2 separate regions of the Mus musculus genome follow, and region 2 is linked to region 1. Evidence: chromatin loops called from intact Hi-C (ENCODE). Cell type or tissue: heart. All regions are shown on one strand. Each heading gives the region's core, and the rest is flanking DNA. Links, peaks and the distances in the headings are about the cores only. Region 1 overlaps Tmcc1 (transmembrane and coiled coil domains 1). Region 2 overlaps Tmcc1 (transmembrane and coiled coil domains 1).

What was found. A loop is a pair of places that touch in the nucleus more often than their neighbours do. Peaks named below come from ENCODE experiments on the same cell type or tissue, not always from the same donor. Only the 100,000 strongest peaks of a DNase experiment are listed, where the experiment ranks them.
Region 2: a loop joins it to region 1, with 2.2 times the contacts of the local background. A loop is called at or near these places in 4 of 42 quality-filtered maps.

The regions. Positions count from the first base shown.
Region 1 is chr6:116,065,987-116,081,782 of GRCm38, reverse strand. All of the region lies in intron 3 of Tmcc1 (transmembrane and coiled coil domains 1), which reads left to right. Among named protein-coding and RNA genes, the nearest start is that of Plxnd1, 79 kb to the right of the region's middle. In heart, for the core only: no CTCF peak of the experiment used is centred there; a DNase peak (open chromatin) is centred at 8,742; H3K4me3 peaks cover 669 bases; H3K27ac peaks cover 2,810 bases.
Region 2 is chr6:116,113,762-116,129,557 of GRCm38, reverse strand. All of the region lies in intron 3 of Tmcc1 (transmembrane and coiled coil domains 1), which reads left to right. Among named protein-coding and RNA genes, the nearest start is that of Tmcc1, 72 kb to the left of the region's middle. In heart, for the core only: no CTCF peak of the experiment used is centred there; a DNase peak (open chromatin) is centred at 6,477; H3K27ac peaks cover 222 bases.

The DNA.
Region 1 (15,796 bases), core at 6,400-11,399:
TTTAGAGTTTTGTTGTTTTTGTGTTTTGTTTTGTGTTTTGTTTTGCTTGCCTAATTCTGGGTCACCAGAAATTGGTTGGAAGAATAGTGCTTCTTGTTATGTGCCGTGTGGCAGGAGTAGACTATTGTCACCTTTTGTTTGATTTGAGTACTTGCAATTTGTCATGATGGGTCATGTCAGTGGGTGGCTGGTTCCCTGGCAGTACAAGCATTTGGCAGCTGCTTCCTCACATCTCAGCTAACCAAGAAGCTAAGACAGACCTGATTGATGGTCAAACTCATTTAAGCCTTTCTCAACCTTCCTGTGGTTAGTTCTCTAAGCATCTTTTTAGTACTTTGTAATGAAGCTCTGATCTTTGAGCAGTCACTGTAGTCGGAAAGTAAATTTTTTCAGCATTCCTGCTTTTAAGGTTTTGGTGTTGGGAATCTAACCTAGGACCTCATTCATACTAGGCAAATGCTTTACTACTAAACCAACATTCTTGATTTTTATTTAACACAAAACTTAAATACTCGTGGGTACTTGGAATAAACTATGTTAATGATCATTGCATACTACTTCTTCCAATAGTTGAGAGCTCCTGGGAGCTGGGCAACATTGTCTGGGAATATAAACTAAACAGATACACCAGAAAAAGAGTTCTTAAAGAAAGACCATATCCACTTTTATTCCTTCATCTGTCCTGTGCTGTTTCTCTTTTGACACCAAGTGCAAAGGTTAAGCTTTGTCGCTGTACTGCATCCACTGCTGCTGACTTGAAGTTATTAGGTGGCGGAACTGCTGCTCTTTGATGAAGTTTACCTCTCAGAGATACTGACATGTTCACTGGCACAGAGATGCCCAGGACTTTGAACACTAATTCTGATCACCTTTCAGTTTCTTCATGAAACGTTCCATGAATGGACTAAAAGAGTAGATCTGAGATAAAAGAATGGAGTAGGAAAGGTAACTGGTATATAATTGAGCTTGTTGTCAACGTGAGGCATTTGAATCACGTGAAGACCAAGTAAAGAAGTTTGGAAATCACGGACTTTGCTTTTACTTTTATTCTACTCAGCTTCCCAGAAGTAGCAGGACTGAGTATGCATACATACATACACACACACACACACACACACACACACACACACACACACACACACACGACATTTGATCTTAAAAAGGCATTAGTTGAGACAAAGCAAATAATTGCTCATTTTGTGTACATTTGCATGTAAATAATTCTTTATCTGAGGTCCCACTCCTGTTTAAGTAGTGTTTAGGATCAAGGTATCTGAAATTGCAGAATGGTTTTCTAAATCTTTTCTTTGAATAGCTCATCAACACAGCAATGGGCCTGTTATGTGATGGGAAACTAAAATGTGGAGAGGTGGGGGTGATTCCTTAGCTGTTACTACATAATTCCTTCCTGGTGCCCCCAATGAATTCAACTTTGTGTTGACCATCTTCTGTTAAAAACCCAGATTAAACTCTGACATTTGAAACCAGTATGCAAAGAGGTATATGAGCTGTCTGTCACTTAGACTGTTTCCCAGTATCAAGGAAGATTACCAAAAAGCTGCAAGCTTTGGCTGGTTCCTGTATTGAATATAAGATTCTAGCTACTGGGGCTGGAGGGATGGCTCAGCCGTTAAACACTAGGCTCACAACGAAAAATATAAGAATCTAGCCACTGAACCCTGATTGTACAGCAAGCCCTTGCTTTACTTTATAGACATAAATAAGAATGACGCATGAAGGATGCCTTCCTACCTTTCATAAAATCATTGTTAATTTTTCTTATATATTTATCTACATATATATTCCTTGCTTCATTTAAGTTCCTGATGAATTCGCTAACACTTTTTTTTAACAGCTAACAAAAAATTAGAGTGAGAACTGGTGTTGCCAGAAAAAAAATCCAAAGCGCTCAAATGTGTTTACTTTAGTTTATATCAGTCTGTAGTTCAATTATCTTTCTTCTCTCCTTCAACCCCCCCCCCCCATATACCCCCACAGAGCTGAGGACAAAACTTAGGGCCTTGCGCTGCAAGCACTCTACCACTAAGATAAATCCCCAACCCCTACCTTTCTTCTTATTCCCCTTTATATTTTGTTCTTGAATCATATTTCTTACTGAGCTTTTAAATGCACATAAACTTGTTTTTGTTTTGTTTGAAAGAGCCTTTCACCAGGTAGTGGGAGCACACTCCTTTGATCCCAGCACTTGGGAGGCAGAGGCAGGTGAATTTCTGAGTTCGAGGCCAGCCTGGTCTACAGAGTGAGCTCCAGGACAGCTAGGGCTACACAGAGAAACCCTGTCTCAAAAAAAAGAAAAGAAAAAGAGTCTTTGTAATCCAGGCTAACCTCAGATGTGTAATGACCTTTCCACCTACCAAGTGTTGTAGCTACTAGCCTGTGGTACCATCACACATAAACTTTGTAACTTATCTTAAAATCATTTTTTGGAAATAAAGTAAGATGTGAATTAATAATTCACCAGTTATTACAACAGAATTAAAAAATAACATGCAACAAAATTATATAATATACAAAAGCTGAGTCAGGATTTCTAGTCCTGAAATACATGAGCAGAGATGTACTTTTTGAAACACAGCTTTAGAATTAAGGAACCAACTGTGAAGGTCAAAACTCCTGGCTCTAAAGAAAAAAAATGAAGGCCTGAAGATTATCAGTTTTTTCTCCTGCCCTGAATAGTATGAGACATATACTAATTGGCTCCAAGCCTTTGAAACAGTGGACTGTTGTCATTGGTCACTGAGACCACACATCTCATATAGATGTTTTTAGTCTGTTCAATGAAACCAATTTCTATTCAGCTGTCATCACTGCTTGGCTTTTGGAGACAGAATCTTGCTATGTAGCTGGGGCTGGTCTCAGACTTTCAAATGCTAGGATTACAGGTGTGTGCCACCACCAATCTCCAGGGTTTTTTGCTTTTGCGTGTGTGTTTTTGGTTTTTTTCTTTGTTTGTGGTACTAGGTCTTGTATATGTACCATGCTAGGCAAACAATCACTGGATTGCATCCTCAGCTCTCATGTCTATATTTATAAATATTCTGGACTGTGTAATTTATACCCAGGGATTCAGTTTTGGAGTCCAAGATCAAGGTACAAGCAGATTAATTTTTGTGGATGGCCTGTTGTTCCCTTTTGGATGGTGCTTTCTTGTTGTATCCTCATGTGGTAGAAGAGACAAGGGAGTTGCAAGAAGTCTTTCATAAGGGCACTGATTCTGTTTCTGAAGGTGATTAAGAAGTCACTTGACAAGATGGGGGGGGGGGCTGATCACCAGCATTTGAGCTGTGGGCACCGAGATCCATAGGTTTAGCAGTATGTGTGCATATTCTTGACTAAGGCAGGGTCAGAATATTGGGGCTGTTGATGTGCTTTTGCTCTGCTGGGAATTCAACCCAGGGCCTTGCACATGCCAAACAGGTACTGAGCCACTCCACTGGGTGCGAGCAGCATAACTGGCATATAAACTGTGTAGGTTTTCCTTTCTGTTTCTTGTGGTATAAATATTTTAAGCATAAAAATAAAGAGAATAACATAACAAACACCTAATAACAGTGGCCAAGCTTTTTACAGTATTTGCTTGATGTAGAATTTACTTTTATGTACTACTCCTTGATCTTTAGAGGCAGTTTTCTAAGATTTTTTCATCAGTACACATTTGTCTATGTATTACTTAAATTGAGAAGCACCCAGGAGATTAGTAAAGTACACCTCTAGGTGTGTCTACAAGTGTTGCTAAAGGATTGAGGAAGGCAGAGGGTGTCACACTCTTACTGTGCCTTTTATTTCATCTCCGCTTGAGGCCCAGATGAAATAAAAGGCAAGGAGGAAGGAGCTCAACTACAGGCTTCCCTCTGCTTCCCAGCCTCCAGGACAGCTCTGTCCCCACCCCAGCTGATAGCTGACATTTCAGGAAATGTGAGCTTGTGAGCCCGACCGTCACAGGGCTAGGTGGTTCAGCCTTGTGCTTAGGCTGGGACATAAGATATGGCTTGTTACCCTAGTGCTTAGGCTGGGATGTAAGATAGGTCTTGTTACCCCTTTGCTGTGTCTTCCCCTCCAGCAGGTGGCTGAGCTGAATGCAATTGTAGCACAGTGGTATAAGCATAGAAGTTATGATTAAATAGCAGGTAAAAGGGGTTTTGTTGTTGTTTCTGGTTTTTGTAATATCATACTTGTATTGGACACATCACATGAAGAAGCTGGTAGGATTGACTGAACATTGCTCTAGGTGAGTCAGGGAATGAAGTGCGTTGACTAAAGGACTATACATTTCTGTAATGTTTTGTTCTTAGGATGCATGAAATTTTTTTCTTCAGTAATAATCTAACCTTAGCTTATTATGAGTCATTTTACTTTGTAGACTTTTTTATCCTTTGATAATAACACTTAAAACCCACATACATGCTAAGAGTGGTGGCTCACCACCTTTAATCCCAGCACTCTGGAGGCAGAGGCAGGAGAGTCTAAATTCAGCCTGGTCTACATAGTCAGCTCTAGGATAGCCAGTACTATGTAGAAACTCTGTGTGTGTGTGTGTGTGTGTGTGTGTGTGTGTGTGTGTGTGTGTGTGTGTGTGTGTAGAGGAAAAGAAAAGAAAGTAAACATTTTACAGGTGTTTAAAAATATTTTCTTTATATGCTAAGTTTAGAAGCTTTTTTTCTATGCAGTTTTTTTTCCTTTTTAAATTTTTCTTTCTTTTGTTATTTGTTCTTATTTTGTTAACAGCTTAAGGATGGAGTGGGCTGGACCAGATGGTTCATCAGGTTATCAAAGGCCATCAGTCATGGGCAATCTGAATTCAAGGTGGAAGGAGAAATTAGAATCCTGCTAGTTGTGCTCTAATCTCCACAAGAGTACCATGGTTTCCCCTAGCCCATGTAACCCCTGTAAATAAGCAAAAACCAACACAGTCTATCAGGGTCAGTTCCACATCCTATCCTAGAAGTCAAGCAAAGGTGAACTGCACTAATGGATTTCCTCTTACCTTCTATGGTAACAGTGTCTTCTAGATTCTGCCTGATGTATATTTAAAAACAAAAAGCTAGGTCTACAGAACAGGACATGCTATGAACACAGGAACCACAGCACACTGCTTACCAAGTGCTCTATACATCATTGCATTGTATGTCTTTTGTTTTGTTGGTTGGTTTTGTTTTTGTTGTTGTGGCTGTTTAGTTTTTTTAAACAGGATCTTACTATGTAGCCCTGACTGTCCTACCACTTACTATGTAGACCAAACTGGTGTTTGGTCACATTCAGAAATCTGTCTGCCTTTACCTCCACCTCCTAAGTGCTGGAATTAAGGGTCATGCTCAACATTTTTGTTTGGTTTTGCACACTTTTGATTGTCTTTGTACTGCTTAGGATAGAACTCATGGTTTGCTAGGTAAGCATCATTGAGTCACATCTTTAATCCTTTTTTTTTTAAAGACAGAATCTCTAACACCTACCATAAAACAACTATTTGAAAACTCTGAAAGGTATGCTGTAAAGGTAATTTCTTTTCACAGAAATAATGCTTCAGAATCCAGTCTAGGCTAACAAGCACATGAGACAAGAAGTATACTTGGTTTTATTCTAATACAGGTGGAGACTGTGTCTTTTCCCTGTTGTCTGGAGTATGGCCTTATAGTCTTGAAATTCGCTAGTTTTAAAAGAATTAATGAGCCGGGCAGTGGTGGCGCACGCCTTTAATCCCAGCACTTGGGAAACAGAGGCATGCAGATCTCTATGAAGTGGAGGACAGTCAGGACTTCATAGTAAGACTCTGTCTGAGAGGGGGAGGGGTGGGAAGGGAAGGGGAGAGAAGGGGAGAGAGAGAGAGAGAGAGAGAGAGAGAGAGAGAGAGAGAGAGAGAGAGAGAGAGATGAAATTACAAGGTGGTGGAGGGATTATTAGTCCTTAGTAGGCAGGCCACCTTTGATGGGGGAGGGTAATTTTTTACAGAATTAGGACTTTATTTATTGTCCTTCCATATCTTCAAGATTTTTCCACAACCCATAATTGGACCTCACTGTGAGTAGAGAAAATCCCAAGAAAAGCCCTGAGTTCAAACTGAAGGAAATGGAAAAAGCAGTATAATACTCAGAAAAAAGCACAGAAAGGCCTTGTTTTTCTTTTTTCTGTTTCTTTCCTCTCATGCTAAAAAACTCAAACAGTTCTATAGTAACGATAGACTGAAGTATAGCAGGAATCTGGGGGTGGAAACCATTCTCTCTGATCAGTGGAAAGGGGTCCCAAGAGGTTGAAATGAACCCTGTTTGCTTTCTCCACTGAGCTGCTTGCCTCCAAACAGTCACTCTTTAGAAATTATGTGGCTGAGAGAAGGGTGTTCTCAACCTTCTGACTGGATAAGGAGGACCCCATTTGCCCAGAAAGTAGTGAGGAGAGTACATTTACGGGAGTTGGAAAGTAACTCCTTAAATGTTTTCACTAACCATTCAACTTGCCTATGTGCCCACATTCATGCTATTCATGCACAATTTGGCCCCAAACAGGCTTTGAGAAGCAAAGTGTGGCTTAGACCATGGCTAGGTACCAGACTAGTGATAGGGCTTGGTGCACAAGTGGAGCAAATCTGCTTAACATTGCAAAGACTTTGACACTTAGTTCAGGTTGGAACATAGTCTACAGAAGGCTGGCTGGAAAATCTAAACTGAGGACAGCTGGGTTGTCTCCACTGAGATAACAGTGTTATTCTTTATATGTACTTATCATTGCCTGGATTTTTACAACAGTAATCTCAGTATCTAGAACACAGTACAAAGTGGACAGACATATGAAATAGTAATAAAGTCACCAGTTCACAAGGAGTAAGAAAAAGACCAAGATAACACTGACATTAACACCAAATGTCTTAACAATACCAGAGCTGTAGAACTATGAAAGAAAGCCAATCATTCCACAGATTAATAACACAGATGACTGGTCTTAGTGATTTATAGAACCCAGTAGGCAGGAAGGAAAGAAAGATCCAGAAGAGCTGAGCATCTGCTCTGCACTAGATTTTAGAACGTGTGAAACAACAGAATATGTGCTACTTTGAATGTCTGTAAAACGTTCATCCAGATGGGCCCTGCCTGTCATGGGTCACAACACTAAAAGTTTTAAAAGTGATTTAAAATCTATTCTTCAAGTAAAACAAATTAGGGGATAAATTGACCTTAAAAATCATAAGTCGTGTCAAAATTAGGTAGAAAACCAGACATGGCAGTGAACCCCTTCAATCCCAACATTTGAGAGGCAGATGGAGTGAATTGCTGTGAGTTCAAGGCTAGCCTGGTTTATATAGTGAGTTCCAGGATAACCAGGGCTACATGATAAGACCCTGTATTTAAAACATAATAATAATAAGGTAGATGCAGGGCTAAGGACATGGCTCAGTCTGTAAACCCTTCCCGAGAACAAGCTCAAGGATGTCCAGAACCCATATAAAAACCAGGGCAGTGGCACATTTGTAACCTCAGTGCTAGGGGGGAAGAGACAAGGATTCCTGGTGTTTGCTGGTCAGCCAATCTAACTTAAATCTGTGAGTTCCCAGTTTGGTGAAAGACACTAAAAGGTGGAGAACATTTGAGGAAGGTAACCAATGTCATTGACCTCTAACCTACACATTGACCTCTAACCTACACACACACACACACACACACACACACACACACACACACACACACGTATGCATAAATTTCTAATGTCCAAAAAGAAATGGGCTGTCACCACACTTCCCATGATATAGCAAGATTGTGAAAGGAACCAGGAGGAACCAGGAGGAACCCTGTATTCATAGTCTCCATAGACTCACCAAAAATAAAGTAGATAAGTTTTTTGTTTGAGACATTCTCATGTACACGAGGCTGATCTAAAATTCCATATGTAGCCAAGGGATGACCTTGAATTTCTGATCCTCTTGCCTCCGCTCCAGCGTTGGGATTAGAGGGTTACACCGCTATGCCTATTTATACTGTGCTGGGACTGATCCCAGAGTCATGTGAGTTCTAGGTGAGCACTCTCCCAGCTAAGCCATAGCTTCACCCACACACTCACATAACATTTTTGGTGAACTAAGAAATGGTATATGTGAAGTTGGGCAGATGTGAAAAGTGAAGTTATTAGGCATACCTTCAGTCCCACTGTGTGTGTGTGTGTGTGTGTGTGTGTGTGTGTGTGTGTGTGTGTATGTGTGTGTCCCCATTACCAAAGGCATATTTTCTGAATGTTCAACCTGCTCTGTATTAAAATGGCAGAGAGGGTTTGAAACTCCTCAGGTAGGTCACAGGGTCTAGAAACAGGAGGCTTCCAACCTCCTGTCCAGTCAGATTCAGGATGTTTGTGATATCAGTTGAATGAATCAATGGCTTCTTCAGATTCCTCACTTCCTTTTTAAAGAGAACTTTTTTCCTATCTTTTACTAGTGTGAGCTGTTTATGATCGGTGTTGAAGGTGTTTTTTATGTCATTGCTTAATTGGACTGGAGATAATCTCATGTGACAGCATGGAGCTCTTGTTTTGGAGTTGCCATTACTTTCTAGAACAGCCATTCTGTATAGCTGCCAACATGCCCTGGGTACTCTTGCTTCATATTGCAGTGATACTGCTTTGTCAGGGTAGAATTCAGCCTCACAGGGCTAGAGTCAGTCTGCTGACCTCATGCCACAGTACAGCATGTTCAAACCTGGGAGAAACCCAGGGGTTACTCGGCATATTCTTCCTCCTTCCTTACAAGCATGGAACCGTCACTGTCCTCGGAAACCGTATGTTGTATATGTGTGTGTATCTGTCTCTTTATAAATCTCCTCATTACTGTAGTTATACAGCTTTAAGTGGGGGGCTGGTTGCGGACACAGGAAACTGACCGAGCTGCTAGAACTTAGCACTTCTCAACAGCAAAGCTCAGCCAGGGCATGTGCTATTTTTAGACAGTGAATTTGAGATAATAGAGAATCCTGTTATGTTTTCTGTTTGTTTCACTCATAGCTATTCGGACTGAGTGCGAGGGGGTTTGTGTGGCTATGTAAGTCATGATTGGATCATACTAAAGTATCCAACACTCGGGTATGGGAGCCTGTTTCCATGCCGAATAGACGTTGTTTGGGGTGTTTCAGGGTAAAAAGTTACCAGAAAATAAGCATTCCCTTCAGTGAACAAAAGAGTTTCATTTGCCTTGACGGATTGGGAAAGGCTTGGGTTAAATGTGAAGATGCCAGGCATGCATAACAAATAGGAATTTGAGTTAAAGCCAGTTTGAAATATTTCTCACGTTCTTCTTTTAATAAAAGGATTCTTATCACTGAGCTACTTGTTTTCAGAGCTTTTCCTGTGACACAATGGTTTCCTGAATTATGAATTATGTACACCTCTGTTAATTTTCATCTTTTGATCAACACCACAGGACTGTGTAATGAACTAAACAGGAAGATGATCCAGCTTTATGCAACATCCCCCTATGTTCACATTTCATATTTAGTTCTGAATAGAAACTAGGCCATTAGATTGAATTTACTATGGGTCGATTTTATAAACACTACATAATACTTTATAGAACATGATTTTTTTTTTTAAAGCAAAACCAGTTCTTTAGAGGGACACACACACACAGTCTAAAATTAATACTGTTTGCTGGTGAGCAGTTGGACTTAAGCTCCAAACAGATTTTTTACTCTGGAGTTTGATACTTTAAATGCTGGCTTTATTAGCAGATTTGTGCCTGTGATCTGTACTCTCTTTTTCTGTTTGTTCTAATTCTTGAATCCTAAAACCTTGGCAGATCTTGTGTTTGTTCTGAAGTTATAAAAGGTCAGTTTGTTTATCAGTGTTTTATTAAGAATGCTAATACATGAGCGGGAGAGATGGCACAGTAGTAAGAGTGCTTACTCTTCCAAAGGACCCAAGTTTGGTTCTGAGCACTTACAGCAAGTGAATCTCAACTGCCTGTAACTCCAGAACTGGAGAACCTGGCACCTCTGGCCACGGTGGAAGTTGGGACTCTTATTTACAAACACATAATTAAAAATTATAAATCTGTAAGAAAGAAAAAAAGAATGGTAGTGCAGGATGAGCTGGGTGATATGAAGGAAAGTATTCATAGAAGTGCCTTAAGAGAGAGGGAGACACCATCAGTTGCATCTTATACGCCATCAGTGCCAATGTGGGGCAGAGACATGAGACAGAATTGAAACACTTCAGTTGCCTTTACCTAGTACTTCCATTAACTCCTAATGTAGAGATCTTTCTAGACCTGGGGTGACCTAACAGAATTTAGCTCAGTTATAGATACTTGCATTGCATGCAGAAGCCCTAGGTCCAGTTCTCAGTATCCCCTACATACACACAATTTTCTGAAACATAATGTACCTGAGTTTCTTAGATTAGACTATATCCTTAGTTCACTATCATGTCTCTTACTCAACCTAATAATCTACTCTGGTCACTAAAGTGATCTCATTGAAACAAAAATGTAAATATTCAGCAATGAGATACCTGCTTCCAGCATCTCAGCTTCCTGACAGGACTAAAGACATCTAGAGGCTGTAAACTGAGATCTGAATTCCTTTCTACACTACAGAATTAACAATTCGGAGAAAAAATTCACAAAATGAAAGTGTAGCTGACTGTAGGAAACCAGTGTGGAATTTGAAGAAAGGGGAACTCTAGTAGTCAATGTCTCCAGAGGTCGGTCCATTCTAAAGATTTCTGCCCATTTCCTTTCTCAGTAACCCTGCAATGGCCACACCTTTAGGTATTATTGTTAAAGCCACATGTATAATACAGACATTTTAGACAATTCCTTGACTGTATCAAATGAGCTTTTTCTACAGATGCTCAAATATTTATTGTGGCAACTTAGAACAAGTTAGCCACATACAATCGCTGTACTTAAGTATATTTTAAAGTTTAAAGTACAGTGTACTTTAAACCTAAGTTTTATATCTAGTAAGCTGTTACTTTAAGTGGTTGGGTTTTTATGATATAAGATTTCTCTCACAGTCAGACCTCTGACACGTGGAGGCTAAAGGTCACCTTCAGGTGCTCTTCTTTAGGAGCTGTCTACCTTGTCTCTTTACAGTAGGGTCTCTTCCATGAACCTTGAGTTTACCATGTAAGATAGGCTGGCTGACCAGCAAGCTCCAGAGTTTGGCCTGCTCCTGTCTCCCTAGCACTAGGATTCTATGTGTCCTCGTGCCTGGCTTTTTTATGTGTATGGGAATCAAACCCAGAACCTCAGTCTGTGCAACAAAAGCAAGACTTTACTGACTGAGCGAGCCTTCTCCTCAGCTCCTTAACTTTCCTTATTAACATAAAACCAGGGGGCTGGAGAGATGGCTCAGCAGTTAAGAGCACTGACTGCTCTTCCAAAGGTCTTGAGTTCAAATCCCAGCAACCACATGGTGGCTCACAACCATCTGTAATGAGATCTGACTCCTTCTTCTGGTGTGTCTGAAGACAGCTACAGTGTAGTTACATATGTATAACAATAAATAAATCTTTAAAAAGAAAAAAATGTAAAACCAGGTCAGAAGATTGGAGAAACAAAAGAGGATAGAGGTTTTTTCCTAAACCAATGTCTCCTTTGTGCTCAGAAGAGGGTATCACATCCCTTGCTCCTCTGCAAGAGCAGCCACTGTTAACCATTATCAACCAGAGTTGAGCTCTCTGTCCATCCCCCAGGGATGGTTCTTAATGAAATTGCCCAATACCTGTTTATCTCGTGATTGTCCCTTGTGGGAGCAGTGGTAAATTGTTTGTGTTACTTGTTTTCTTGTTATTCTCCATTGAATTAATTATATTCCAGATTACTTCTGTGTTTTGGGGCTAAATGGAGGAAAGAGGAGATAGGATTTACAACTAAGAACAGCTTTTGACATTTGCAATGAGGAGATCTGAAGAGCTACTGAACTACTTTGAAGTGTAAAAACTGGATTAGAATCCTACAGATACCTCTGTGGCCATGTGGTCAGGGTTCAGTCTGAACAGAAGCATTTTTCTCAAGACAGGGTTTCTCTGTGTAGCCCTGGCTGTCCTGGAACTCACTTTGTAGACCAGGCTGGCCTGGAACTCAGAAATCCGCCTGCCTCTGCCTCCCGAGTGCTGGGATTAAAGGTGTGCGCCACCACCACCTGGCTGTGCCTGCACTTTTATTTCTTATTATGAAATAAGATTCACTAGAAAAGTCCTAAGGATCTTCCAATTTAGGGTACTTAAATGAGTACATGTATATGCTCACACACAAGGACAGATTTGTATAAATTGGCTTTTAAGATAAAGTAATATAAGAGCCAGCAAGTAAGAACACTTGATAATAAGCCTAATGCACATGAGCAACCCCACCCTCTTTCACACATACACAATTAAAGTAAAATGGCTTAAAAACAGTTGCCACCAAGCCTAATGTCCTAAGTATTAGTTCCCAGGGTCCACATGGTGGAATGAGAGACCTGACTTCTAAAGGAGGTCTGAGGTTGTTCTCTATACACACACACACACACACACACACACACACACACACACAAAATAAAGCAATGTAATAAAACTTTTAAATAAAAGTGATATATTTCCCTATGGCTCTCAGAAATAGATATTTAAGCTACAAACCTACATGTATTCTCTGGTTATATTACTTTTAGAAAACAGTTTCCTAGGGCTGGTAAGATAGCTTAATAGGTACCCTGCCTTGCTACCTTGCCTGACAGACCTGAGTAGTTTGATTCCCCAGGATCCATATAGTGGAAGAAGAAAACTAGAGAACCAAGTTCTGCAAGTTGACCTTTAACCTCCACATATATGGGATACAAAAGATGGATGGATGGATGGATGGATGGATGGATGGATGGACGGACGGACGGACAGATGGATGGATGGGTCGACAGACAATAAAAAACTACTTAAGACTTAATCTTCTCAGAGAGAGCCAGATGTCTCTGTAAGTGTGTTGGGAGCCAGGTATAGATCAAAACTGAACCATGGCTGAGGAGAGCATATGAAGGACTTAGACTGAACATACCCCAGCCTTACTATCTTTCACAGAAAACATTTGATCTCTGATTCAATATCAGTAATTGCTAACATATATGTGTGTAGTTGGTGCCTCTGCAGAGAAAAGCCTTACATCCAGGTAGAGTTCTGTGCTTATGTAATCAACCTGCGAGTTCATTGTTGTTGACTTGACTGCTTAGGATCAGCCACAAGAGAAGACAAAATGCAGTTATCAACAGCACACATGGATTTCGAATGTTAGTCTCAGATTTAGCTTCATATCTAAGTAGTCCTTAGTCTTTAAAGCATTCCACCCCCACATTATCTTCAGGCTCCTCGAGTTAAAACTGAAGAACAGCTGAATTGCAAACAACATAGGTGAAAAGCCTACTCCTTTAACCTAAAAGTAGATAATTTTTAGTATTTAGGTACATATTTTTTTATTTAGTGCATATGCATATAACCATTTGTGTAAGAGACTAGGGTTTTTTTTTTCCATTACAACAATTCAGAGAATTTGAATTTAAAATTAGAATTTTCATTCGAAGAAATAACCCTGCTTTCAATTTCCATATTGGAGTCTCATTCTCTTACGCTGGAAACAAAGGCCCCACTGTTCTTCACTTTTCTCCTTCATCTCCAGCACTTTTTAACATCTTCTGATCGTTGCACTCTATGTGTGAGTAATCCTCTTAGCAGTCTCTTTTCCTCCAACCTTTTGGCCCTTAAGTAAAAACTACCAAGGCAGAAGATCTGGAAACAATGTGGAGAAACATTGCAGACAAGGTAGCTTAGCCTGAGCTCATCCAGCACAGGATAGAGCAACGTTCCTTTTTCCTTCCTAATCCCAAAGATGCATGGTTTTGTTCATAGCATTTATTAAATACATGCTCTGTCTGGTGTTGGTAACCTCAGGCAGCTCACTGGCCTTTGACAGCTCACCTTGCTGTCCTGTGTATGCTTTGTCTGTTCTCTTCCTGGTTTTTTGGTTCGAAACTTTGATTTATTGTAATTGCAGTCAGTTTTCTGCTGCCACCATGTTCTGGAGCTAAAACCCAGCTCATCAGGTTTGACGGCCAGCGCCTTGCCTGTTCTTCTGCCGTCCTGTGGGCCCTGGCTCTGTTAAGCACCATAAATCACAGTTTCAGAGGGAATGGGTGGAAAAAATAAGGACTCAAATCTGTCTACTAGGCAGACTAGCACACTTCAAACCCATTTACTTACTATGTATGGCCTGGTGGTTTGAACTTAATGTTGCCAAACAATAGAGTTCTGTCATGTGATGGCTTCTCAAGAGGAAGGGTGAAAGGCTAAGAAACTGATCGCCTGGTCCTTCATTGGTAATAAGCTCAAAGAAGTTGACAAGATTTCCTTTAAGTAAGTTGCCAGCTAATAGCTACTTTTCATTCCTGTTTCCTCTTCCTTCTCCTTTTTCTCTTTTTATAGCTCTTTATCTTCAGTCTGCTAACTATCTTTAATATTTAAAAGATGTTTCTTTGAAATTCTGGGGTTCTCTGCAACTTAGTGGCAAAGCAACGGTGATGAGGTTAAGTAATTAAATCATGTCATGGTTTTGTACTTTTTCCCAAGATATCTGTGACAACTGATATTTTACAAAGAACAAATTAAATAAATCTTTGTTTCCACGTCAGATAACATTCTTATATTTTTAGTAGTTTTCTTATTTTCTGAAGATGTATTTCATACTTATGTAACTACCTATTGAAAAGGAATTATTCAATGGTGCTTGGTGGAGCATCGTGAGGCAGGCTGTAGGGACCACATGTAGTGTCCCACAGTAAGGAGAGTACAATACGAGCAGGAGCTGTAGGTTACGGATGGTCATGATAGAAGATGGCCAAGAGAGGAGAGGGTTCTGAATGACTTAGCTGGGCAAGATTCCTCCCAGAGGCAGTAAGACAGGACAGAGAGCCAGGTCAGACACTGAGGAGGATACATACCCAGAAAGGATTTCTAGCTGAAACTTACTTAGCTAATTTTGCTAGAATTGTATTTTTAGAAAGGACACAGATATGCCTAGGAAAAAAAGCTCAGAAAGCTTTGAAGACTCTTTGTCAATCCCTGACTGGCATGTTCTTCGCCTAAGATTTAGAAATCATGAAATAGCTATCTAAGTGGAGTTTCAAGAGAGTTTTTGTCCCTGTAACAGTAGTTCAATAAAACAGCTTTTCATGTGGTAAAATAACAGTGCACTTAAAAAGATTTCTTTTATGAGTGTTTTGCCTGCATGTATGTATATGCACTATGTGTATGCCATGCCTGCAGGGGACAGAAGAGGGCATCAGATCCCCTGGAAATGTATTTACAGATAATTGTGAGCCCCTGTGTGGATGCTAGGATTCAAAATCAGGTTCTCTGCAACATTAGCATAACCTCTGTGCATAACCTCTGAGCCATCTCTCAACCCCTTTTTATGTATGTAGATGGTGCATATGTGTTTGTGACTACATGTGCACATGTGTGAACATGGATGTAGAGGAATAAAGTTGATGTCAGGTGTCTTCTTCAGTTGTTCTCTACTTCATATATTGAAGCAGAGTCTCTCCATTTGAGCCTCAATTTGTCTCTGGCTAGTCTACTCCACCAGTTTGCTGCTGGGATTACAAGTAGGCTATCACACATTAACTACCTAGCAGTTACCATGGGTGGGAGTGGGGGTCTATGGATATGAACTCAAGACATCTGATATTTGCCTGACAAGCACTTTGTCCATGGATCATCTCCTGCCCTTGTTACCTTTTTTTTTTTTTTTTTTTTTTTTTTTTTGGTTTTTCGAGACAGGGTT
Region 2 (15,796 bases), core at 3,596-8,595, 51 kb before region 1:
CTCTTTGGGATTAACTACTATAATATATATATATTATATATTATTATATATATTATATACTATTATATTATAGTAGCTATACTATGTTATAGTAGTATATTCACTGCTATATTATATAATATATAAACAGTAAGTGTTTTGAGGGAGATATATGTGATAAGTTATTTCTTTGCCAGTGTAATGAGCCAGTTCAAGCCACATTATATTTTATTAAATTCAGGTTTATTGAGAAGTTTCTCAGGTTGTCCAGTTTACTGGCCCCAAGGACTGATCCAGGAAAGTCCAGGGGGAGAAGTGGGGAAAGGGAAGAGAAAGAGAGAAATGGCACCACACAGAGAGAGGGAGAAGGAGATGTGGGGTGTGGGAGGGACCCAAACTATCTGGATTATAGGGAAGAGCTGCTGGGGAAAAGACAGCCCCAGCCCATGGGCTGGGAAGTTCAGGGTTGGGGGCAGGGTATGCCAGGTAGGGACTGAGGAATGCTGGGAGAACCTGGAGGCCAGGTCGGCTTTGATATGTAAAATATGCACCCCAGTCTCTTGTCCCAGGGTTCAAAGCCAAACAGTACCTGTTAAAGAAATTGCTAGAATAGTATCAGTTAACCAATAAACTAATCTAGTAAACCAGTGTTTTGTGCAGGGAAAAAGTAGAAAGGGTGATTCCTGTTGCTGTCCACTAGGTGGGGTCCTAGGCCAGTACAGGAGGAGATGAGAAATAGGGAATGAGATTTAGGAATGAAGCATATGCTCTTGTAAATTGAATTGACTTGATTACTATAGCTGTGGAACAAATAGTAGAAGATGTAGAGTTTGACAATTGAAATGGGAAAAGGTAAGGAATTTTAAGCAATAAGATTTGCTTAGAAACCTTAAGGAAGTACTATTTATTTTCTCAATTAACATTGGAAAAATGCTGTGTAGTTTTTATAAACTCTAGCAAAGATCTTTATATTCTGTATATTTAATATTGTTTGGATTGTTGATACCTACAAGGGAATGTTTTATAGACAGTTAATAATACCGACTAGAAAAGTGGCCATAAATTAAAAATGAAAACATAATTTTGGTCTCTTACAACTGATCACCAAGTTAAGTAACTTTGGGATTGTTAGTCTTTAGCCCTTAGAGCTGGAGTGTGTAGTTACATCCTTTGTAGACAAATTTAAAATAATGTAATGTGAATGTGGTGAGGTCAGGGAGTTGGCTTAGTGGGCAGAAGCACTTGGCTGTACAAGCCAGACAACTTGAATTCAGATTCCAGAACCCACACAGAAAGCCAGTTGTGGTAGGGCACATGTGTAATTGCAGTGTTACTGTGGTGAGTCAGGAAATCACTGAGAGGCTTGCTGTTCAGTGTGTCCATGGTGGTCCCAGAAGACTTTGTTTATAGAGCTAGAGAGATGACTCAGCAGGTAGGAGCACTTGCTTTTTGCAGGGGACTCAGGTTTCCAGCACCCACTTCATAGGTCACAACCACCTGTCACTCCAGTTCCAGGAAATCTAACTCCATCTTCTGTCCTTCAAGAGCACAATACAAGTGAGTTACACAGAAATACATGCAGTCAGAATAGTCATACATAAAATCAAAATAAATCAATCCTTTTTTTAAAAAAGTCAATCTTTAATGTGGTTGTTTGATTGGAAGTAAAAGAAGGTGTTACTGACGTTGATAAATGAAAGACATGACAGTGGATATCAATGAAACCTAAAGAATCTTTAGGATATACCTGAGAAACTTACATTCCAATACATTGGAAAATATGAAAGAAATGAGTGAATTGCGCAAAGTTTAACATCATAGGTAGATTTGTTATATGTTTGTCTTTCAAATCTGAATCATATTTCTTATGTTCAGAAACAGCAAGGTTTTTTTTTTAAAGATTTATTTATTATTATACATAAGTACACTGTAGCTGACTTCACACGCACCAGAAGAGGGCATCAAATCTCATTACGGATGGTTGTGAGCCACCATGTGGTTGTTGGGATTTGAACTCAGGACCTTCAGAAGAGCAGTCAGTGCTCTTACCTGCTGAGCCATCTCACCAGCCCCAGAAACAGCAAGTTTTAGGATGAAGATTAATATAAAGCAAATTGGAGTCCATTCTTTAAGTTTTGAGCCATTCGTAGTAGTGCTTGCTTATAATCAATCCCAGCTCTGGGGAGGCTAGGCAAGAGGATCCAAGTTGGAAGTTGGCTCAGCTTCTATAGAGAGACCTTGCATGAAAACAAACAAAAAATTAAATTTAACCTATTATCCTTTATCTTAAAAAGTAGTCCTAGCCCGGTGTGGTGGCGCACGCCTTTAGTCCCAGCACTTGGGAGGCAGAAGCAGGTGTATTTCTGAGTTCGAGGCCAGCCTGGTCTACAAAGTGAGTTCCAGGACAGCCAGGGCTATACAGAGAAACCCTGTCTCAGTGGAAAAAAAAAAAAAAAAAAAAGTCCTATGCTTTAGGGTAAAGGGAACTCTAAAGGAATTTAACATGAATGTGGTTTCTGTTCACAGGGCCTTGGTCCTTTGTCATAACCTTGAGTTTTAAAAGCTAGAAGGAAAACTAGCTTCCCAAGGAGATCACCATTCTTATTATCTAGAACACTGGCAAGGCCTCACTTTAAAGAGACAAACAATGCTCAGACATTAAATATAAGACAATCTCTAGAATAAATTGTTTTCATTAGTGATCACAGCATAACTTTCTTAAGAAAAACAGGCAGCTTTGGCAAGTTGGCACAGAAGTGAACTTAGCAAAGTGTGTATTTCAGAAATTGACAAATATGTGTTAAAATTTTACTTGGTTGTTACATCAGCATGACCTTTGATCTCACTGGTCAATTTAAGCAGATAAGATTTCACTTTTGAACCTTGACATTTAAAAAGTCATAATTACTACACATTTTACATTAATGTATGCCTCTTGCTTTGTGTATAGGTAAGACTTTGAAAATATCTCTATAGTCTCCTGTCTCTGCCCACCCCCAGTCTCTCCAGAAGAGTGCTGGCATCCACCACATCTAGCCTCATGTGGGTTGTGAGGTTTGCAGCAGAGGCTTAAGTCTGCTGAGACATCTCCCTAGCTATAGAGTTACTTTTAATACTATAATTAAAATTTGAGTAGTGATGTTGTATATGCTTATGTTTCTAAAGAAATTAACAAAGGGTTATTTAGAATGTCTAAAATCTATCTTATTTACTGTGATAACCAGCTAAATAAGCAGTGTTTGTGAAGGTATTTATGCATTGTGAGTATGGGTGGGTGTGGAGAATTCATATGGAAATCTCATGACACAATACAACATTTTAGAGTTATACTAAGAAATGGTAATGAAGGCAAAATCCATACTTACGTAACCTTATTAATATGCCTTGACAATATTGACTTTTAACAGGCCATTCAATGATCAAGCTTTTCCTGATATAGTTGGTATATTATTTTGTAAGGTTGTTTACCTGCCCATAGCCTCTCTTAAAATTATGTAACTAGGGCCTGGAGACATGACTTAGGAGTTAGGAGCACTTGCTGCTGATACAGAGTAGTAAGTTCTGTAAAACATGGGCTGATGCAGCAGGGAGGGAGGGCCTTAGCAGGCCCATGCTGAGGCATCCCCTCTAAGGTACCAGCTGTACAATAGGGTTAGTATAAAATGAAGTTTATTTTGGAGCATGGGAAGTGGGGTTGAGAATGGAGTACAGGGGGAAAAAGAGAGGGGACAGAGAAGGACAGGGAGAGGGAGGGGGGAGAAGGAATTGGCCTGCCATGAATTCATGGAGAGAAGGGGGAAAGGACAAGAGAGGCCAGAGAGGGAGGCCAGAGAAAGAGAAAGGGATCAGAGAGGGAGAAAGGGAGGCCAGTCTTTTTATAGCAACCATGGCTGTTGCTAGGTAACTTATCAGTGCCTAGAAGAAATGTGTAACACAGGGGATCTAGGATTGGTTCCTAGCATCTACATGGCAGTTCACAACCATCCAAAGCTCCAATTCCAGGGAATCCAACACTGTCTTATTATCTCCACATGGAATTAGTCATACTCTTGATATACAGATGTATATGCAGGCAAAACCGAGTAAATAAATCTAAAAAAAAAATTTTTTTAATGAGTTAATTAGGATCTAGGGAAAAGTCAAACTTCTTCATGACCAGAGTGCTAGTAGAACGGTGGATAAGTTCTTGCTGCTTTTTCCATAGCACGGATAGTTTAATATTGGCTGGTTTTTATTGTGCATCTAGAGTAGACAGTATGTTCTAAGTTCAGAAGCTATGGAAGATCTTTAAAAGAAGTATATTGGCAAAAAATTAAATGAACTACAAACTAATTTTCCTAAAACGACAAAAAGGAAAATATTGATCTTAAGTAATTGACAAAAGGTTTGAGACATGATAGTTAGTTTATAAAAAGAAACTTAGATAAAATGGAAAACTCTGTTTCCAATTTGTTCTTCTATCTACAATCAAAAAGTCACAGTGAAATTGCCAGAAAGCCACTACTGCGTCCCCTCAAATGATGTGTATATGTAGAAAATAGACTATTGTTGGCTGATTTGTTTTTGTTCTTTATATCTAAATACTCAACCAACTGCACTACAATATATAATCAATGGGATGGGGGGGGGACACCTCAACTTCCATGATTTTTTATTTGTTTTGTTTTTGTTTTTTTGAGACAGGATTTCTCTGTGTAGCCTGGCTGTCCTGGAACTCACTTTGTAGACCAGGCTGGCCTCCAACTCAGAAATCCGCCTGCCTCTGCCTCCCAAGTGCTGGGATTAAAGGCATGCGCCACCACTGCCTGGCTTCCATGATTTTTTAAGCCTTCACCCTTTATACTTCAATTTTTGTTTATGGTAGGTATGTACAAGAAAAACTTCTATGTGTATAATTTGTAACTAAGCATAAAAGTTTTAGAGATATTTGAATTGGCAAGTAAGTAAATTTCAGTCTATAGAGATAAGACTTTTATCTCTCCCTTTTGAGTATTAAACATCATACATAGAATCCTACCTGTAAGACTAAGATTGTACTGGCTAGTTTTATGTAAACTTACCACATGCTAGTCATTTTTAGAAGAGAGAACCTCAATTGAGTAGATGCTTCTACCAGATTGGCCTGTAGGCAAGCTTGTGGTCAATTTAATTAATTGCTGATTGATAAGTATTGGAGGGTCCAGCCAGTTTTGTACGGTGCCACTCCTAGGCTGATGGTTCTGGCATGTATAAGAAAGTGTGTTAAGCAAGCCATGGGGAACAAGCCAGTATTTCTCCATAGTCTCTGTATTAGTCAGGTTTCTCAAGAGTCACAGAACTTATGGAATGTCTTAATATAATTAAGAGAATTTGTTGTGATTGTGAGGTAGTCCAACCACCCCAACAATGTACCCCAACTGTGAGTGGGAAATAGATTCCAACAGATGTGTTGGCAAGTAAATGCAAGCAGGTGAAGAAGAGCGAATCTTCCTTCTCCAATGTCCTTGTGTAGGTCTCCAGCAAAAGGTGTGGCCCAGATTAAAGGTGTATACTACCACACCTGGATCTGGGACTTGTTTTGTCCTAGGCAGACCTTGAATTCACAGATCTCCTTCCCTTGTTTCCTGGGGTTAAAGGCATGTACTACCTTGCCTGGGCCTAAGCTTTTCGTAGCCACTATGCCTCAAGATCTCAATGCTAAGATCCAGGTCAGAAACTTGTGTCTTCCAGATTCAAGATCTGGATCACAGGTGAGCCCTCCAATTCTGGATTGTAGTTCATTCCATATATAATCAAGTTGACAACCAAGAATAGCCATTACAATCTACCCCTTGTCAACCTGACACAAATAATATTTCATGTCCACATGCAACAATAACAAGGTCATCATGAATACGCTTAACATAATATAACTATTCCTTGTACAATCACAAATGCATTTATAAATTTACAATGAGGCAATGTCCTTTGGAAACATTCTTTTAGTGTCTCAACATAAATACCAATTAATGTTAAAGAAATTGGAAGAAAGCACAAAAAGCTTATACTATACAAATGTGTTCTTAACAAAATAAAACAGAAGCATTTATATTACTTTAAAATCCTCATTTCTGCAATTGGTCACGTGGCCTTAGATGGTATTTATAACTACCTTCCTCTATTACTCATTCTGTATTTCCTCCACTCTCTGCAAGTACCTCAGCAGGTCTTGGCTCTTTTCCTGGAGGAGTGATCCATGCCTTCATTCCTGATGGATCTGTGTCCTTTGTCATCATGCTTGGATTAGGGTTGTAGTTTCCCATGGACTTTAATCACAGAACATGGTAGTACTAAACAACACCCTAAGGGATCTCCTGCACTCTAGACACAATCCTACTTACCTCCAGTGTGAAGAGGCAGTCCAGTTTCCCCATGGTAATCTGGATCTATCACCCCTCCTAACACTGATATTCCTTTCTTATCCTGTTGGTTTAAGGACATAGAAGCCCAGCCCAGGGGGAAGTCTGAGCTTCCGGTTCAATAGAATGTTTGTTGTGGCTGCTGGTAGGAGCACTCCCTTTTCTGGAACCAAAACTTCTAGGCAAGCAGAACCTAGGGTTGTGGGGACAGGAAGTGAAGATTTTTCTAGAGGATCACTAGGAGTGATAGTAAGTAGAACTATTCCCTTTTCCACACCTTGATTCCTGGACCCATGAATCCTGGCTATGGGAGAAACTGTACTTTATATTGAATGCTGATTCAAAGCATATACTGCCTTCTGAAGAACACTGCCCCAGCCCTCCATTGCTGCTGCCACCTAATTAGTGCTGTAACTGTGTCTTCAAGCAGAGTGTTCTTGTTTTGGTTTTTTCGAGACAGGGTTTCTCTGTGTAGCCCTGGCTGTCCTGGAACTCACTCTGTCGACCAGGCCGGCCTCGAACTCAGAAACCCACCTGCCTCTGCCTCCCGAGTGCTGAGATTAAAGGCGTGTGCCACCACTACCTGGCCATAACTGTGTCTACAAAAGGCCATTCCATCTTTCTGTCAGACCAGTTGCTTCAGGATGGTAGAGAAGGAACATACATGGTAAGGCCAGTGGGTTCTATGATCATGGGCCCACTGTTGCACTTTTCTGGCTGTGAAATGAGTTCCTTGGTCAGAAGCAATACTATGTGGAATACCAGGACAATGGATAAGGGATTTTGTGAGCCCACAGATGGTGGCTTTGGTAGAAGCATTACGTGCAAGAAAGGCAAATCCATAACCAGAATAAGTATCTACTGCAGTAAGAACAAAATGTTATCCTTTCCACATAGGAAGTGGTCCAATGTAATTAACTTGCCACCAGGTTGCTGGCTGGTCACCTTGAGGAATGGTGCCATATCTGGGGCTCAGTGTTGGTTTCTGCTGTTGGCAGATCTGGTATTCAATAGCAGCTGTAGGCAGGTCAGCCTTGGTGAGTGGAAGTCCGTATTGTTGAGCCCAAGCATAACCTCCATTTCTGTACCATGGCCACTTTGTTCATGTGCCCATTGAGCAGTGACAGGGATGGCTGGGGAAAAAGGCTGACTGTCCACAGAACGGGTCGTCTTATCCACTTGATTACTGAACTCCTCCTCACCCGAAGTCACCTTTTGGTGAGCATTTACATGGGACACAAATATCTTCACATCCTTTACCCTTTGTAGAGATCTATTCACATACTTTTTCCCCAGATGTCTTTCTCACCAATTTTCCAATTGTGATCTTTCCAAGTCCCTGACCATCCAGCCAATCCATTGTCTACAGCCCGAGTCAGTGAACAGTCGTACATCTGGCCAGTTCTTTCTCCAAACAAACTGTAATACCATGTGTACTGCCTGAAGTTCTGCCCACTGTGAAGATTTTCTTTCACCTGTATCTTTCAGGATTGTCCCAGAAAGGGGATTAATGCTTCAGCTGTTCACTTCTGCTTGGTGCCTGCATAATGTGCAGAGCCATCGGTAAACCAGGTTCTAGTCTTCTCTTCTTCAATCAGCTGACCATAGGAAACATCCCATGAGGCTATAGGCTCACGCTTGGCAGCAGATGACATTGTAGCAGGAGTAGAAACTATAGGGATTTGAGCAACTTCTTTATGTAACTTGCTTGTACCTTCAGGACCTACTCAGGTCCTATCATGTATATACCACTTCCATTTGATAATAAACTGCTGCTGTACCAACTCCTGTCCTACGGTTTTTTTTTTTTTAAGATTTATTTATTATTATACATAAGTACACTGGAGCTGTCTTCAAACACACCAGAAGAGGGTGTCAGATCTCATTATGGGTGGTTGTGAGCCACCATGTGGTTGCTGGGATTTGAACTCATGACCTTCTGAAGAGCAGTCAGTGCTCTTTACTGCTGTGAATAGACGACACCATGACCAAGGCAAGTCTTATAAAAGACAACATTTCATTGGGGCTGGCTTATAGGTTCAGAGGTTCAGCCCATTATCATCAAAGTGGGAGTATAGCATCTAGACAGGCATGGTACAGGCAGAACTGAGAGTTCTATATCTTCATGTGAAGGCTGCTAGTAGAAGACTCACTTCCAGGTAGTTAGGATTAGGGTCTTAAAGCCCACACCCATAGTGACACACTTACTCCAACAAGGCCACACCTCTTAATATGTCACTTCCTGAGCCAAAGATATACAAACTAACAAAGCCACTGCTTTGTTGGATGAATGCAGTACTCTAACAGAAGATCATTCCCACCTTCTCTACATGCATCTGATTTCTAAAACTTCAGTTAAATGGAAACCTATTAGAACATGCATAACTCTTTAGAGCTCACATGGTTTATTAATTTAAAAAAAACACACATAATTTGTAAGACCACTATGCAAATAGATGTTGAAACAACCTTTTTATAGCCATAGGATAGAACAACTTGCAGGTTTCATTTCTTTCCTTCCACTATGGGCTTCTACTATTGAAGTCAAATGGTCATGTTTGGTGGTAAGGACCTTTATCTGATGAGCCAGTTTATCAGCTTACAACTATATGTTCTTCTAGGCTGAGATATCCAAGTTTCCTAGTCCAAATAAGTTACTTTTCTCACTGCTATAAAAAAATACTTATCAAAAACTACTAAAGGGGAAAAGGATATACTTGGGCTCACAGTTTTGCAGTGGTCAGTCCATGTTTGCTTTGCCTTGTATGCATAGGTAGAGTGTCATGGCTGCAGGAGCATGTGGTAAAAGAGCTTTTTATATAGGAAGCTGAAAGTATAACTAGATAGGAGGGGCTTAGGGTTATAATACTCCTCAAAGGCTTGTTCTCTATGACCTGTTTCCTTCATCTCCTAAAGTTTCCCACAGTCTTTTATAATATTCCATTATCTAGGCAGTAAACATCCCAAACACAAGTCTGTAGGAAACATTTCATATTGAAATCATAGCCTGCTCCATGGAGCTGTTCTCTTTTTGTGGTGATACAAAGCACAAGAAATGGGTGTGTACATGGGTTTGTTAGGTCAGTTTGACTGTCTATGACAAAACATTTCTCCATAATACAATGCTGTTCAATCTTCATTTTCCTTAGATGTCATAAACTCATTAGATTAATGATTCTTTTAGAAATAAAAGGTGTCCTCTGAACTTGATTCACTTTCTTGTCATGTAGAAGAGCACTAGTACTGTTTTCTATTGTCAGGAGGATGGCTTTGTGAGCCTGGGAATAAAGGTTTTCTCTGAGCCGATTAGAGCTAAGGCGAATGTAGGTCACAGTGTCACCTGTTTTGGATCTGCATGCTGCTGACGATATTTGAGTCTTTGTATTTTGCCCATGCTTTTTATGCCAGTGGACTTGCTGCACCAGAGAAGAGATTTATAGATTGGCAAGCAAATTCATAACAACTTTGACTTGTTTTTATTGTTACAAGGATTTTTAGCTCGTGTATCTCATTAAATAAAACCAATACAGTAAATTAGTTATCACATTTAGATATATGACTCACATCTAGTGTGTCTAAGTAAATTTTTTGAGTAATTTTTTTTTTTACTGCTTTAGTGGAAGAAAATTAAATAAGAAAAAAAATTAAGTACTTTTGGAAACCCCTTCCAGACCCTCCCCCAAATCTTGTAAAAGGTAGTGCAATTCAGAGGAAAAGATCAAAAGTCATTATACTTGTGTATTTATGAATGGTTTAAGCATTCTTTTTTCTGTAAACACTGTCTTTATCTCTTTCCTTTAAGATTTACACACTGTTTTTTCTTTCTTTGTCTTAGTTTGTATCTTGCATCATTCAGTGTGAATGGTGCCACACTTCTATATTATTCTAGTACCATTTGAAGAGTCAGATGAAGTTGTGAAAAGCTTTGACAGAGGAAAACTGAACTGTGGCCCTAAGACCGGTGATGCAGGTTGGCCACAGGGACAGTTGTCCCTGTGGGCAACCTGCATCACCTGACTGTCCTGAAACTCACTCTGTAGACCAAGCTGGCCTTGAACTCAGAAATCCACCTGCCTCTGCCTCCTAAGTGCTGGGATTAAAGGTGTACACCCTATTGCCCATCCTGACTTTATTTTTAAAGCAACATATTCTTATTTTATAAATTTGTTTTCTTTTGTCTTTTGGGAATATTTTCTTTTGCTTCCTGTAATGTGTTTGTCTCCCCTTCTTAACCCATGTTTTAGTCTTCCATTGTTTGAAACCTGCCTCAAATATCTAGTCAGTCATGGTTTTCTCCTCACACCTGAGAGATCCATCAGTTAACACTGAGAGACTCAGTGATTTTCACTACTGAAAGTGTGAAATGTGTAGCCATAAGAAGTGCAAAACACTCTCTGAGACAGGATTTTTTCTGTATAAGAACCCTGGCTGGCCTGGAATTCTCTTCAGACCAGAGATCCACTTGCCACTGCCTCTAGAATGCTGGGGCCAAAGTCATGCTGCACCATACCTGGCTAAAATACTAAGTCAGTTGTACAGTTGGAAATTAGCACTTTACCTGCTGAGCTATCTCCTCAGCCTGAGTTAATCAATCTTTAAAGTGTATAATATGCTAAAATTTTCACTGGGCCTGTCGTGTTAGCAAATGTCATTAATTCCAGTGCCCGGGAGGCAGAGACAGACAGATCTCTGGATTTGAGGGCAGGCTGGTCTACAGAGCAAGTTTCAGGACAGCCAGGACTGCACAGAGAAACTCTGTCTCAAAAAAAAAGCACACACAAGGGCTGGAGAGATGGCTCAGCGGTTCAGAGCACTGACTGCTCTTCTAGAGGTCCTGAGTTTAATTCCCAGCAACCACATGGTGGCTCACTACCATCTTTAATGGGATCTGATGCCTTCTTCTGGTGTGTCTGAAGACAGCGACAGTGTACTCATATACATAAAATAAATAGATAAATGGGGGAAAAAAGCTCACACAAATGCTGATTCTTCAGAGTTTGCCATGAGAGATCCATTAGATGGTGTATTTTTGGTGAGAACCTGTATGATAATAGATTTTGTTATGGCATAATTAGACCAATTTTTTGTTTTGTTTTGTTTTCAGACCCTTAAGTTTTATCATCTATAGGTCCTTTCTTGTTTTTTCTTCATTTAACCCTTCACCTTTGTGTTTGAGTGGCTGCTGTAATGGGCCTGGATGCTTGTGCTCTAGAAGACCAGGAGAGACATTGAAAGTCCCAGTTTGTGGTTCAATTCCATTGTCCTTACTTTAGCCCTCAGCAGGATTAGAGTCAGCCCAGCATCCTTCTGGTTGGTTGATTCAGTCTCATTACAGTGCAGAGCCCTGACCATTAGGCTTAGTGTGTATTAAAATATTGAGTTGGTATGTTTAACCATTTGAATCAGCCCTGCTTTTAAAGCAGCCTCATGTGTTCCCAGTCCTCAACACAGGATTGTAGTTTGGGAACAGTTGGCCGGCTTCTTGTTGTTTTCCACTGTAGCACCTGCTACGTATCTATCTGACTCAAAAAAGCTGAAAGCAAGGTTTATTGTTTCACTATGTACATTCATTTCGTCTTCCCAAGTTTTGTTGACTTCTCTTGTTTATTGCTATCTCCTTTCCAGTCTGCTTTGCCTTGTAAGTTTATACCTTTCACTAATCAATATTAGTAATAATCGAAATAATCTGAGCAGTCCTATGTTTAGTCCAGTACTTTCCACTTAAGGAAAAAAGTCTGTCTTTTCTTTCTTTTTTTTCTTTTTTCTTTTTTCTTTTTCTCTTTCTTTCTTTCTTTCTTCTTTTTTTTTTTTTTAAATTTTAAACAGGGTCTCTGTACATAAGTTCTGGCTGGCTGTCCTGAAACTCATTGGGTAAACCAGGCTGGCCTCAGACTCACAGAAATCTGGCCACCTCTGCCTCCCAGGTGCTTGGATTTAAAGGTGTGCACCCCCCGCCATAATTAGCTTTAAAGGACTCTGACACAAGCTTGTTCTTTCATTTCTTCTAGCAGCTACAACAGTATTTCTAGATAACTTGTTGATTATCTTCTTTCTACTAAAGAACTAAACTTGAATTCTCTTTGGTCTAGCATATAACAGAATATCTTACATTTTGATTGGGAATATTAAGTCATGGTTTTATATATACATATATTTTAAGATTTATTTATTTATTTATTTATTTTATGTATATGAGTACACTGTAGCTGTACAGATGGTTGTGAGCCTTCATGTGGTTGTTGGGAATTAAATTTAGGACCTCTGCTGTTGCCAGTCAACCTCGCTTGCTCCAGTCAGCCCTGCTCGCTCAGGCCTAAAGATTTATTTATTATTATTAATAAGTACACTGTTGCTGTCTTCAGGCACACCAGAAGAGGGCACCAGATCTCATTGTGGGTGGTTGTTAGTCACCATGTGGTTGCTGGGATTTGAAAATGTAAGATATTCTGTTATATGCTAGACGAAAGAGAAGAGAATTCAAGTGTAGTTCTGTAGTAGAAAGAAGGTGGTGCTTCGGAAGAGCACTCAGTGCTCTTACCCGCTAAGCCGTCTCTCCAGCCCAAGTCTTGGTTTTCTCAATCTTGGCTTGGTGAAAGAAGAACTAGAGGTTTTCTTTTGAGCAGTGTTCTTTCTTCTTGTCACTAGAGCTGTTTCTGTGTTTTCTTCCTTAGGTCTGGCTTTTATTATATCTTATACTGTGAACCATATAAAATTGTCAGTAGTTAAGCTGTTTGGGCCTACAAAAATAAATTTTATGTGATCAGCTTTAAGAGTTAAATAGCTTAGCAGCCAAGTTAATAGACTACTCTGTCTAGTGTAGAAATTCATTCAGATCATTCACAGGAATATTCTAGTAGGAGGAAAGGTTGAGACAAATGGGAATTCTTTTTTTTTTTTTTTTTAAGATTTATTTATTTATTATATGTAATAAGTACACTGTAGCTGTCTTCCGACACTCCAGGAGAGTCAGATCTCATTACAGGTGGTTGTGAGCCACCATGTGGTTGCTGGGATTTGAACTCCGGACCTTCGGAAGAGCAGTCGGGTGCTCTTACCCACTGAGCCATCTCACCAGCCCCAAATGGGAATTCTTAATGTTAAGGAGGGGAAAGTTGTAATCCTCACTGAGTATAAAGCTATCTAAGCTAGAGCCATGTTAGAGTCCTGTGTGCAGCAGAAGCTGCCCAGTGCCTGACAATGTGGCCACGGCACCATATCCCTTAATATTGGCTGCTAGGCTTATATACGATTTGAGCAAATATCAAGGTAGCTGAAATCATAGTATTACTTTGTTTATTCTGTATTCAGTTTTCTTTTGAATGCCACCCTGCCCTATTTATTATAAAATAATCTGCATAGATTTTTTTTACTTGCATGTCTACCAGTGTACCATATGTTATGAATTGCGATGTGAGTGATGGAACAGTGCGCTGATCTATCGTTCTATCCCTTATGTGATTTTCTTTAGCAATAGAGCTTTAAAGTGTTTTGTTTGTTTGTTTGTTTGTTTGTTTTGTAGAAGTAAAACACACACTAGTAAATGGACAATTATCTGAGTTACATTGTTTCTTTTGTTTTTTGAGACATGGTTTCTCTTTGTAGCTCTGGCTAGCCTAAACTCATCATGTAGACTAGGGTGGCCTTGAATTTAGAGATCTTCCTGCTGCCTCCTGAGTACTACTAGGATTAAAGGGAAGTGCAGTTATATCCAGCTAAGTTATGTTGTTTTTAAGGACTTGAATTATTTGGGGTCTTGTTAAGATAGAATGTAAGAATTAAGAATGTGTATTGTAATTGCAAAGTAATCAGTCAAAGACACAATGAATAAGACTGCTTAATCAAAAAGAATTTAAGAGAAAAACAGATATGCTGGGTATGGTGGTGTATGGCTACAGTCCTTGTACTCTACTGAAGCTGGAACAGTATGATTGCCAGATATTCATTGCCAGCCTGGACTATGTAGCCAGACTGTCAAATTGAGAAGAAGGATAAGGAGGAAGAGAGGAAAACAGAGAAGAGAGGAGGCAAGGAGGGAGAACAAAGCTAACTGATGTATAGGAAATATGCATCAGTTGTCCCTTGATATTTGAAGGGGGAATTGGTTCCAGTTCCATCATTTCAGGGACACTAAATTTAAAGATGTTCAGGTCCCTTACATAAATGGTATATAGTATTTGCATACAGCTTATAACCTTAGTATTGATTCCTTTCTGCTTTCTTACAATATCTAGCACAGTGTAGATGCTGTATAAATAGTTGGTACTTTGGTATTGTGTGGCTAATAATGGAAGGAAGTTTATGTCTCAAGAAATTAGAATCTATTGCTTGATTAAACAGATAAGGACTGGTAGGTACTATGTAAACACTACCCAAAGAGAATCCATACAAATAGCACAGAATCAAACAAGCTAGACTTTAAGGAAAGAAATACAGGCTAAGTGTGGTAGTGCCTTTAATTCCAGCACTCAGGAGGCAGGGGCTGGTGGTTCTCTGTGAGTTCGAGGCCAGCCTGATCTACAAAGCAAGTTCCAGGACAGTGAGGGCTGTTACAGAGAAACGCAGTCTCTAAATAAATGTCACTAAAGATATAGAACAAGCTTAAAATGCCAAAATGGCAGATCATTGCCCAAACTGTAACCATTTTCATGTGGTGTTTGGGGAAATTCTTGTGGCCAGTTTTGTCATTTGCCACTCTGGAGATGTTTCTGTGGTATAGAGGGATAGTTTTTTTTGTGTGTGTGTGTGTGTCATTAACTGTGATAGTGTTCATATTTAATATGTTGTGTGTCACAAGCAGTTGCAAAGGAGTACTGTGAAGAGTCTCAAGCATAATAACTTTAATGTTGTACCTAATCTTTAATAATTATTATCCTTTTAAAAATGCTAAGTATAAAAAGAAAATTTAGGTGATGACTAAGAAGCTGATTATTGTTTATTTTTTGACACAAGATCTCACTCTGTAGCCCAGAGTGCCTTTGAATCCACTGTGTAGTCCAGGCTAACCTCACATTTGCTGCAATCCTCCTGCCTTAGCCTCCCAAGTGCTGAGAAATGTATTATGACTGTATATGTGTATACGTGTGTGAGTGCTGTCGTTTATACTCGTACATGTGGAAGCCGAAGGTTGACAGCAGCTGTCACATTTAATTTGCTGTCTACCTTGTTATTTTGCATTATTTAGTGTGTGTGTGTGTGTGTGTGTGTGTGTGTGTGTGTGTTTGTATGCATGTGTGTGCCTATGCATACATGCTTAAATAACCATGGCACATGTATTTCACAGTGCACATGTAGAAGTTAGAGGACAACTTATGGCGGTTGGTTCTCTTTTTACTATATGGATTTTGGAGATAGAAGTTAGGTCTTTGAGTTTGGTGGTAAGCACCTTTACTGACTGAGCTATCTCCAAAGTCCTTTTTGGTTTTTGACAGTTATACTTATTT